Linked DNA regions of Homo sapiens: region 1 is linked to region 2. The links are chromatin loops, found by intact Hi-C in ENCODE. Cell type or tissue: GM12878. All regions are shown on one strand. Links, peaks and the distances in the headings refer to the core of each region. The heading gives the core; the rest is flanking DNA.

Region 1 (5,482 bases), core at 291-5,290, 110 kb before region 2:
TGCCTCCGGAGATGAGGCTCCCTGCTGAGCGGTCAGTCCTCACCTGAGGAGGTGGGGCGAGGAAAGGGGGTTGCCCACGGTCACTGTGGTGTTGGTGTTCTTTTTGAAACGAAACCTTCCAGTCGCAGACACAAAAGCCGTAGAGAGTAAGGCAGAGGATCGGCCATGCTTCTGGGAGGCAGGGGAGGGGAGCACCTGTCAAAGGGGACCCTTTGAGGCCAACTGGGGCAGTGGGGCCAGGTCAGGGAGCAGGGCTCCAGGGCCAGGTGGACAGCCAGGAGGCTGGAGTCGTGCAGTCCCTCACAGGCTGCCCTAGGCTTAGTCTGGAAGGTGGGGAGCGCCTCCTCCTTCAGAGACCACTGAGCTCTCAGCTCCCCATGGAGCTTCTTGGCACCTGATTTCTAGTGCCACCTTTTGCGGCTCCTGTGGAGAGTCCAGCTCACGGAGGCCCCCCAGAGCCCTCGTTATACCTGCAGGTTCCCCCCACCAAACCCTGCTGTGTCAGGAAAACAGAAGTTCAGTGGCAGCGCAGACTTATGGGTAGAGAAGGGTCCCCTGTCTTTCAACACTTACCCAAACACTAGAATGTTACTCATTTCCATGAATAATAAAAATATCAAATCTTTAGGTGACGTATCTTCTCCAGTGGAAAAATGAACCTTTTAGCTGGTAAACCTCTTGAATAACCGGCCAGCCATATTACAGTCGTGTTACTTAGGGAGTGTGATATGATGGGCCCTTTGAGAAAGCGATCGAAAGCCAAGGTTTCCGGGTGCAGCCTGCCCCCTCAAGTCCCCACTGAAACAGGAGGAGAGGGCAGGAGCGCCCGTGGGCTCTCAGTGGCTACGTTGCTTGTTGGTTTGCTTTCCTGCCTGGTGAGCGGCCACTGGAGCATCCTGAGGAAAGGGGAGTGAGGAGCAAGCTGGGGTTCGGCCCCAACCGGGGTGCTCTGCGTGCACTCATCAGGGTCCCCACCCAGGTGTGCTGGTGACAGGCATGAGGGTACTGTACTGGGGAGCTGTGAGTCACCACCTGAGGGGCGCCTGCTTCTATCCCAGAATCATCCTCCAGGTCATGCATCTATGTCCAGCCCTTCCCAGGTGTGGTCAGTCCCCTGAGAGCAGCGTGGCCGTGGTGCCTGCTCACACCTGGCATGGGTAGACCAGCCTTAGCTCGGGAGGGCATGGATGGGAGTGATGTGTCTTTTTTCTTTTTTTTTTTTTTTTACTTTATTAAAATACTGAGTTTTATTTCGCATGTATTTTTTTTATCTCCCCACCATTTCCGTGTCTGATCACCGCTACTACTATGTCCTATCATACTTACTTAAAACCATACATACTTAAAACCAAGCAGAGAGTGGAGTTCCATCTTTAATAACTAAACAGGCATTTTGGGCTGGGCACAGTGGCTCACACCTGTAATCCCAGCACTTTGGTAGGCCAGAGGGGAAAGATTGATTGAGCCCAGGAGTTCAAGACCAACCTGGGCAACACAGCAAGACTCTGTCTTCTACAAAAAAATAAAAAGATTAGCCAGGAGTGGTGGCATGTGCCTGTGGTTCTAACTGCTTGGGAGGCTGGGGTGGGAGGATCGCTTGAGCCCAGGAAGTTGAGGCTACAGTGAGCTGTGATCACACCACTGCACTCCCGCCTGGGTGACAGAGCAAGACCCTATCTAAAACAAACTGGCATTTGGGAACAACATATTCTTGGCAATGGAACCTGGACAGCATTGATCAAACATGGTAGGGAAAGTTCTCATTCTGCATTATAAAAAGGACTGCCAGATATCAACTGTTAGAGATACGAAATAAGATGGAACATTTTTAACTGTTTATTTTCTTAAAGAGACTTCCTGCCCTGCCAGAGATCTTGAATAGCCCCCTAGTCAGTCATCCAGAAGCCATTCACATAATTGATTTTCTTGGCTTCCACTCTGAAAAGAGAACCACCTTTTGCTATACTTGGCTGCATGTTTGCTTTAATGTCTTCTGCAGAACTAGGTTCTTCTGGTGTTTTAGGAGTATTTTCCTATTTTTTGAAGGATTCCTGACCTTTTCTTGACATTGGTGACTTGGAGTCTTTTCCATTCTGGTTTGATTGTTGTGCATGATTGGGTAGAGTATCTCGTATAGATTTCTTCACTGGAGATTTGTCTTCAGTTTCCTTATCATCATCATCATCATCTTCAGCAACAGCAAATTTTACTTTTTTCTGTGGAACCTTGCTGCCACCTCCAGGGGGAGATCGCTTTCCAGATATTCTGAAGAGTTTCACATCCTCCTGTCTCTGACTCTGCATCTTCCTCCCCAGCTACTAAGTGCCATCCATTGATACACACGGGCCCTGAACCACACTTCACCCACAACGCCACAGGTGGTGGTATTTCATAGCCCAAGGGAAGCCCTTGGCTGTACAGATGTTTTCAAAGCCATCAGTGTTACCGTAATCGGACTACCTTCATCATTCATTGCCTCTGCTTCAACAATGCACAATTCATCCTTTGCCCCTACGATCATTCTTAAAGATAGCTAGTGCTCATTTTCATCATCATCCATCTTAAAGTGATTATCTGTTTTTGGTGTTTTTTTTGTTTTTTTTTTTTTTTTGAGTTGATGGCCAGGTGAGGTGGAGGCCAGAACGCAAAGTAGGTTAATACCAATACCAGGTAACTAATTCGAATCTTAGAGAGTGGAACGGTGGGTATTTGACAAGTTCGAGGAGGCTGGCAGCTTGCGGGAGGGGCCGGAGCGGTCTGGCACTGGTTTCTCTCTGTCTCACCTCCCCAGAGATTGGACACACACGTGCACACAGTTCTGATATCGTGGTTTCTGGCACGTGACATGGTACCCGTGTTGCTCTGTGGCCCTGATCCCCCGGCTGCCCCTGCAAGGCTGGAGCTCCGGCAGCACCGCAGGGCCCGGTAGGTCCTGGCACACAGGCCGCATGCTCATTGGGTTGTGTCTGTCACCGACCCTCCCTGCTGTCATCCCCGGGCTGGACGTCATTTGAAGGAAGAGCCAAGTTTCAGCAAGAGTTCGTGTCTAGAAGGAAGCACTTGAACCTCCTCTGTCTGAGACATGGAGAAAGGAAGTAGAGAACATAAAAAGGGCCTGGAAAAGTGTGTGTATTTTCAGTGTATCTTTTTCACACCTCTACACTGCTTTGTCTGCTGGTAAACATATTGAAGGTTCTGGAATCAATTTCAAGATGGAATTGAAAAGAACTTATTACATCTTCTTGTCAAATGTTAAGAGCTGTTACTTTTCCTGAGACAGTACCTGCCTTTGTTCTTTGGATAAATGAGCTACTGCATTGTTGGAGCTTCTTGTCACCAGGTGCAGTAATATTGTTAACATTCAGTATTTCACCAGTCATGCTAGTGAAAGTGGAAGATGAAGCGATAACGGGCTGCACGAAGGGTGTTGAGCATTTAGTAATCAGTGCCCTGGGTGCCTGTTCTCCCCAAGGCTTTCTAGAACTAGAGTCCTATGTGGGAAATATGGCCTGTATCTGGAAATAATGCTGTGCTGGATTTATATCTTTATCCCTAGGAGTTTGTTTGACCTGTCTCAACCTTTCCCTGTTTAAAAAAAAAAAAAAATTGAATCTTCCAATTCAGCTAACACCGTTGAATTCCTCTTGTTGCCTGCAGCCGGAGTGAAGGTTCATTCTGAATGTGCATGTGTGTCCACAGGAGATTTTACAGCTGAGGAACCTGAGGCTGAGAATAATTTCATGACTTTACCATGTTCTGATTTGGCAGAGTCTGAACCGGGAGTCAGTTTGTTCTTCCATATGACTCCCTTTACTGAAAAATTCACTGAAGAGCTTTTCCGAGGAAAGCAGCCTCTCCTGGCCTTTGCCTATTTCAGCCTGACTTCTCTCCATCCGGGGCGCCTCTCCACTCCACTCCACCCCACCCTTCCCCACCCATTCCCTGGTAGAAGCTGCCAGTCTTCATGGGCGGAAAGCATGAATGAACTAGAATTTAGCTTCAACCACTGCCTTTTGAAATGAAAAATATCTGCCTTATTAAATTATACTGTTAATTTCATGAGAAAGGGATGATGGGGTTGGTGGTAGAAAGTTGTGGGGGAAGTGAATACTACCCCTTTCTTCATATGCAAATAAAACCAGGCTAACAAATCAGAAAAACCCAAAGGGTTTAAGGTAGGAGCAGCTCAGGTTTGTGAGGGAACCCCAGCTTGGTCCTGGGGTTAGCAGATCTTCCTCTCCAGGAAAGATAATGTAACCTTGGTACATGTGTACAACAAAGCTGGATAAACCACAGCATTGGAACGTTATGGTGGACTGTGAGCCATGGGTTGTCTCTATCCAAACATGTAAACGAGTGTCAGTGTAGAAACTGCAGACCAGCCCCACGTTACCAAATTTATACCCAAATGAAGTGTACCTGGCGGTACTGTTCATTTTGCCCGAAATCCACCCACACGGAGTGGAAAGATGGTTTCAGCATCCCTGGTGACAGGAAGGGCTGTGCACCACCTCTCCGGGTTTCTCATGGAGCCCCGCCAAACAGACCTAGCTACAGGCAGCCACATGCTGGAACCGGGAACACTTAGAGTGGGCACATTGAAGCCAGCTTGCTTCAACTCCTTCACATTGGGTGGTACAGACAGACCCGGAGGGAGGCGGGGACATTGGCTACATTTGAATGAAATAACATCCATTTAGAAACCTGAGCAGAGGCACATGTGTGCAGGGAAGCTAAGATACCATATCTCATCACACCTAAGGCACTGTTCATTGTAGTCCAAACCATTTTTAAAGAATTACCAAAAAAAGAAAAAGGAAAGTGAAAGATGTAACTTGATTTTAGAGACATTAATATGAAAAATGTATGTATTAGAATGGATAAAATAAGACACTTGCACTTTGAAATTAAGAAGGATTTATTGTAAATTTCAGAAGTCATCTACCGAGTTACAAACAGTACGAGAAGATTAACCCAATTTTGAAGTTATGTAGGTGCTAAGGGTCAGGGTAGAAGTTAGTCTTGACATTTTGTAGATATATAGAAGTATTTCATTGTTATGTTTATTGAGCTTTCAAGTTGTAGAAGCTTGGATTTATAGAGTAAGAGATCCTTGTTACCAAAAATGAGGGCTGGCAGGCCTGTACCGGGGAAGGCAGAGCTTGTGTGTCGGGTTTGCCTGGAAGAGGGCTGAGGGCTGGGTTCATGGGCTGTAGCTAAGGGCCTTCTCTTCTGAAGGAGAACTGCCTACCTCTGGCTTCTTGGTTTCAGTTCACCCATGTCTCTCCTGAACAGAGATCAAGTTGGATCGCTCATCTGCTTAAAAATCCTCTGATTCAAATCTCTCTTCCCACAGAACTTTTTAGATTTTTCTATCAAAGCACCTCTGACTGCAGAGATTCCACAGAAGAGAAATGCCTACTAAGAGCAGTTTCTTTGAAGACCTGAGTTTTATCTTAAAAGTTTATGTAGATGTTGCATT
Region 2 (5,211 bases), core at 1-5,000:
GGCGGCACCGAGAGGTGACGCAAGCGGCGCGCGAGGTTGCGTCAATGCAGGACCGCCCCGCCTCCGGCCTGTGCATTGTGGGACCTAAGGGCACCTGTCAGACGCCCAATCTCGCGAGTGAGCGAGATTCACGCGGAACGCAGAGGTGAGAACGGGGAAGGCCCTCCTCAGCAGGAGTCCCGCCCCCTGAAGGGCATGGGCCAATCACAATGCCTCTCCTTCCTGGCCGCTGGGATTGGTCCGAGGGTGCACATGACCGGACTGCGGGACATGTGACCGTGCCGATCTAGGTCGTGTGACCCGTCTGGTGTAGTCCTGGAACAAGGGTTTTGCTGCGGAGGGAAACGGCCAGAGACCTCGATCTAAGACCGGGGTTTGGAGACTGGCGGGCCTCGGAACAGCAGAGCTAGCGGACTTCCGGTCTGGCCCTCTGCTCACGGCCGAGGGCAAGGCGGGTTAGGTCACTTGCTGAGGAAAGAGCTCAATATGTCACGTGTTCCTCTCCCAATGACGTGGACCTCAGTTCCCTCTCCAGTGAAGTGGGCACAGTGTTGCCCGAAAAAGGGTGCTCTGGGGCTTGCCTGAGACGGGACGCGTGGAAATGCCCTGCCGAATATGAATGGGGCGATGGCCTCGCGGGACGGAGCAGCCCAGGAAAGCTGACCGTGGGCTGGGTTGTGGAGCGGAGCCCCAGGGCCTCGGCTGACTTAGCGGCCAGTCGTACATAGTGGGTATGCGGCGGGCCCGACGCCAGTCGTTGTGGACCACTGACTTGTAATCTTTACGACCTCAGTGAGGGTCAGAAGTGTCCGCGAGCCCTGTAGGCGAGGAGAGGCCTGGCTGAGGGCGCACAGCCTGGAAGGGGAGAAACTAGAGCTGGACTCTGCTTGACCCACAGACCCTCCGCCAGGTTGCCTTTGCGAGGCAAGAAGCGAAGGTTGGCGAGCCAGCTGGGAGTACCCACCCCCTCCATGCCTGGTGGAGTCACCCAAGCCCCAGCGACACCCCGGCCTGCCCAAGGTACTGGTGACCCTGGAGGCCGGGGCCCTGGCTTCTCAGTCAGGGTCTCCTCCCCATGGCGGCAGAGCTGTCTGGCGTTTTGAGCCCTTTACACCAGGGGCAAGAGGGCTGCAGGCCAGAGCCAGCAAAAGAGAAGAAGCAGAGGGAATGAGAAACCTAGAAGGTGGAACGGGAAGGAGGGAGTGAAATGGGCAAAGGCCTCCAAAAAAAACAACTTCCGCCTCCTAAGTTTAGTGCATTTAACTCTATAAATATCTATTGAACACCTACTGGATGCCAGGCACTTTTCTAGGCACTGGGCAGCTAGCATTAAACAGAAGGCAGAAACCCCTGCCTTCAACAAAATCTATGCTGTGTTGAATAAGTGATACAGGGAAAAGCTAAAGATGGGGAGAGAGGTGGGAAGGGTATAGAGGATGGGAAGAAATTTACAAAAGAGGCAGGGAGGGCTTTACTGAGAAGGTGACGATGAAGGAAGTGAAGGAAGGGCATTGCAGGCCAGGGGCTCATCGTGTGCAAGGGCCCTGGGGTGGAAGGGATCATGCAGTGGCGTGAGTGTGGGTTTGAGCAGCAGGTGATGGTCAGAGGTAATACGTGGCCACCAAAAGGACTCTGGCGGCCGGGCGCAGTGGCTCACGCCTGTAATCCCAGCACTTTGGGAGGCCGAGGCGGGCGGATCACGAGGTCAGGAGATCGAGACCATCCTGGCTAACATGGTGAAACCCCGCCTCTACTAAAAACACAAAAAATTAGCCGGGCATGGCGGGCGCCTGTGATCCCAGCTACTCTGGAGGCTGAGGCAGGAGAATGGCGTGAACCCGGGAGGCGGAGCTTGCAGTGAACCGACGTCGTGCCACTGCACTCCAGCCTGGGCGACATAGACTCCATCTCAAAAAAAAAAAAAAATTATCAGCGCATGGTGGTACGCACCTGTAATCCCAGCTACTCAGGAGGCTGAGGCAGGAGAATCATTTGAACCCAGGAGGCGGAGGTTACAGTGAGCCGAGATCGTGCCATTGCACTCCAGACTGGGGGACAAGAGCAAGACTTCGTCTCAAAAAAAAAAAAAAAAAAGGACTCAGTGGCATAAAGCCATGGCAGGATTCTAAGGACTGACATGGTCTCTGCATTGTAGCGGGTGCACTCTGCTGGTCTGTTGAGAATTAACTCTTTGAGACCAGAGTAGGGTCAGAGAGCCCTTGGAGGGTGGAGGGCTACAGAGATAACCCAGAGATGAGGGTGGCTTGGACCACAGTGGCAGCAGTGCAGAGAGGGAAAAGGAGTTTGGGTTTTGAAGGTATTCCAAAGGTAGAATTGGATGGGTGCCAGTTCCAGATCACCATCCGTAGGCTCGCTGTCCTGGAAACCTTTCTTCCTCTTCATGAAGGCACCTTCCCTTCACTTTTGCTTCAAGTTTCCATTCCACAGAGGGACAGAAACTCAATCTCAGTCCATCCAGGATCCCATCCTTCAGTTCTGGGGGTTGTGGCAGCCAAGTCATGGGTGGTGTGGGTGGGGAATCTGGTCCCCTGTCACCTTGTCCATCTCCACTGGCATCTGCAGAGGCCATCTCACTCCAGGATGGTCCACATGGGGCACAGCGTGTCCCACTCCACATCTAGCTTCCCTTCAGCTGCCTCCACACCCTGCTGCCTTGTAACTGCCAGGTGGTCTCAGGCCTCCTTCCCAAGCAGCCCCCAGCAGCTTTCTTGCTGTTCTCACTGAGCTGGACACCTCTCAGGAGCAAGAAGGAGCTATGCCCTTTGCTCCCAGAACCCCAAACCACCCTCAGTGTCTCTATCATCTTTGTCCAGTCCAGGGCAGCAGTCCCTGTTCAAGCACCTCACCTTCCTGCCTGTCCTCTGATTTCTCCCATCCCTGACCCCACCCTGGTCTGTGGAATATTCCCAGAGAAACTCTGGCTCTGATGTGTGCACTTCCCTCCACACCATCCCCGGCTCAGCTCTCAGCTCCGAGGCTGCCCCACAAGGTTATGCAGGTGTTTAGTGAGCCAGTGGGGGTGAAATTGGCACATTGCTTGTCCAGGCTTGGGCCTGCATACAAAGAGGTGGAGAGGCGCCTTTTCCTCATTTCCACAAAGGCATCTCTGAGCCACCATGGGCCTTGTGTGCTCACAAGCCTCTGGAAGGTCAAAAGCAAGGAGTTGGCTCTTGCTCTTCTGTGTCCTGTTGTAATAGTCCCCACTAAGAGCAATGGCAAGCTCCGGCCTAGCTGCCTGAATGAGGGGAGGTTTAGAGGGGAAATTACACTGGTTCATAAAGAAAATAGTAACCCCTTGCTTTGCTGGGAAGTCCCTCTGAAAGGGAAGGAATGATGGACCTTACCCCAGCACCCATGACCTGGGCCCCAAGAAGCTCACCAGTGACAATTTTGACTTTCTTTGTTAAATAGACATTACTACATAATTTTTTTTTTTTTTTTTTTTTTTTTTTTTTTGAGACGGAGTCTCGCTCTGTCACCCAGGCTGGAGTGCAGTGGTGCGATCTCGGCTCACTGCAAGCTCCGCCTCCCGGGTTCACGCCATTCTCCTGCCTCAGCCTCCCGAGTAGCTGAGATTACAGGTGCGTGCCACCACACCTGGCTAATTTTTGTATTTTTATTAGAGACGGGGTTTTGCCGTGTTGGCCAGGCTGGTCTCGAACTCCTGACCTCAGGTGATCCACCCGCCTCGGCCTTCCAAAGTGCTGGGATTACAGGCGTGAGCCACCACGCCCGGCCTATAGTCATGATTTTATTTATTTATTTATTTTGAGACACAGTCTCCCTCTGTTGCCCAGGCTGGAGTGCAGTGGTGTGACCTCAGCTCATCGCAGTGCCCCCTGGGTTCAAGCGATTCTTGTGCCTCAGCCTCCCAAGTAGCTGGGATTACAGGCATGCACCACCACACTCAGCTAATTTTTGTGTTTTTAGTAGAGATGGGGTTTCGCTATGTTGGCTAGACTGGTCTTGAACTCCTGTCATCAAGTGATCCGCCTGCCTATAATTTTTTTTAAGTGATGGGGTCCTGTTCTCTCACCCAGGCTTGAGTACAGTGGCATGAATATGGCTCACTGCATCCTTGACCTCCTGGGCTCAAGCGATCCTCCTGCCTTGGCCCAGGAGTTGCTCGCATGAGCCACCACGCCCAGTGTATTCAGATTTTCTTCGTGTTTCTTTTCTCTTCCGGGATCCCATGCAGGACACCACGTCGCATTTAGTTGTCCACCACGGTTTTTTTGTTTGTTTGTTTTTTTCCGAGACGGAGTCTCGCTCTGTCACCCAGGCTGGAGTGCAGTGGTGTGATCTCAGCTCACTGCAGCCTCCGCCTACCGGGTTCACGCCATTCTCCTGCCTCAGCCTCCCGAGTAGCTGGGACTACAGGCGCCTGCCCCCACGCCCGGCTAATTTTTTGTATTTTTAGTAGAGACGGGGTTTCACCGCGTTAGCCAGGATGGTCCCGATCTCCTGACATTGTGATCCACCCGCCTCGGCCTCCCAAAGTGCTGGGATTACGGGCATGAGCCACCGCGCCTGGCCCACCACAGTTTTAATTCTGAAGATGCAGTATTAAGAGAGGAGGCTAAAGAAGCACACACTTGCTTAATTTTTCCTTCGTTATATGCTGGGGATGGCAGCAGCAGCTTGTGGCTGAGTTTCGGTGTTCTGCCTGACGGGTGACAGCTGAGCAGGCACTAGGTCCTTGCAAAACGCAGGATGCTGGGGAGGGTCTTCACCTTGCATGGTGTCCTGTCCCACACTGCTCCTCAGGTTGGGAGTGGTGGGGAGTTACTGTTTAATGTGTACAGAATTTCTCTTTGGGATGACAAAAATGTCTGGAAATGGATGGTGGTGATGGTCGTAGAGCTTTACAGATTTACTTAATGCCACTGAATTATACACTTCAAATGATTAAAATGGTAAATTTTATTTATCTTTTGCCACAATTTTTTTTAAAACCTCAGTAAATAAAATGCAACTTAAGGCTTCTGCTTTTTGCTTTTCAGTAAAGGAAACTATTTTTTTTTTTAAGTCTGTCCCTTTTAAGCCTTTTACATTCCTCAAGTAAGGCTTACCCCCAGAATGGGGGTCAGGGATCGGTGCCGATGGGGCTAGAGCACCACCATCATTGCTACTGCTAATGACAATGGTGATAGCAACAACAGCCGTGATTGACTGCTCACTGTGCTAGCA

Evidence for each region. Hi-C counts contacts between places; a loop is a spot of excess contacts. Peaks named below come from ENCODE experiments on the same cell type or tissue, not always from the same donor. Only the 100,000 strongest peaks of a DNase experiment are listed, where the experiment ranks them.
Region 1: it touches region 2 in a loop (2.0-fold over the local background); 4 of 110 quality-filtered maps call a loop at or near these places.

What each region holds. Positions count from the first base shown.
Region 1 is chr14:101,841,548-101,847,029 of GRCh38, forward strand. All of the region lies in intron 3 of PPP2R5C (protein phosphatase 2 regulatory subunit B'gamma), which reads left to right. It also overlaps the pseudogene NPM1P20. Among named protein-coding and RNA genes, the nearest start is that of PPP2R5C, 83 kb to the left of the region's middle. RefSeq lists enhancers at 2,141-2,290, 2,931-3,030. In GM12878, for the core only: a CTCF peak has its summit at 2,254; a DNase peak (open chromatin) is centred at 2,314; H3K4me3 peaks cover 334 bases; H3K27ac peaks cover 2,530 bases.
Region 2 is chr14:101,948,057-101,953,267 of GRCh38, forward strand. No RefSeq gene overlaps it. Among named protein-coding and RNA genes, the nearest start is that of DYNC1H1, 14 kb to the right of the region's middle. RefSeq lists enhancers at 1-205, 1-29, 330-519. In GM12878, for the core only: a CTCF peak has its summit at 2,170; a DNase peak (open chromatin) is centred at 165; H3K4me3 peaks cover 1,340 bases; H3K27ac peaks cover 1,017 bases.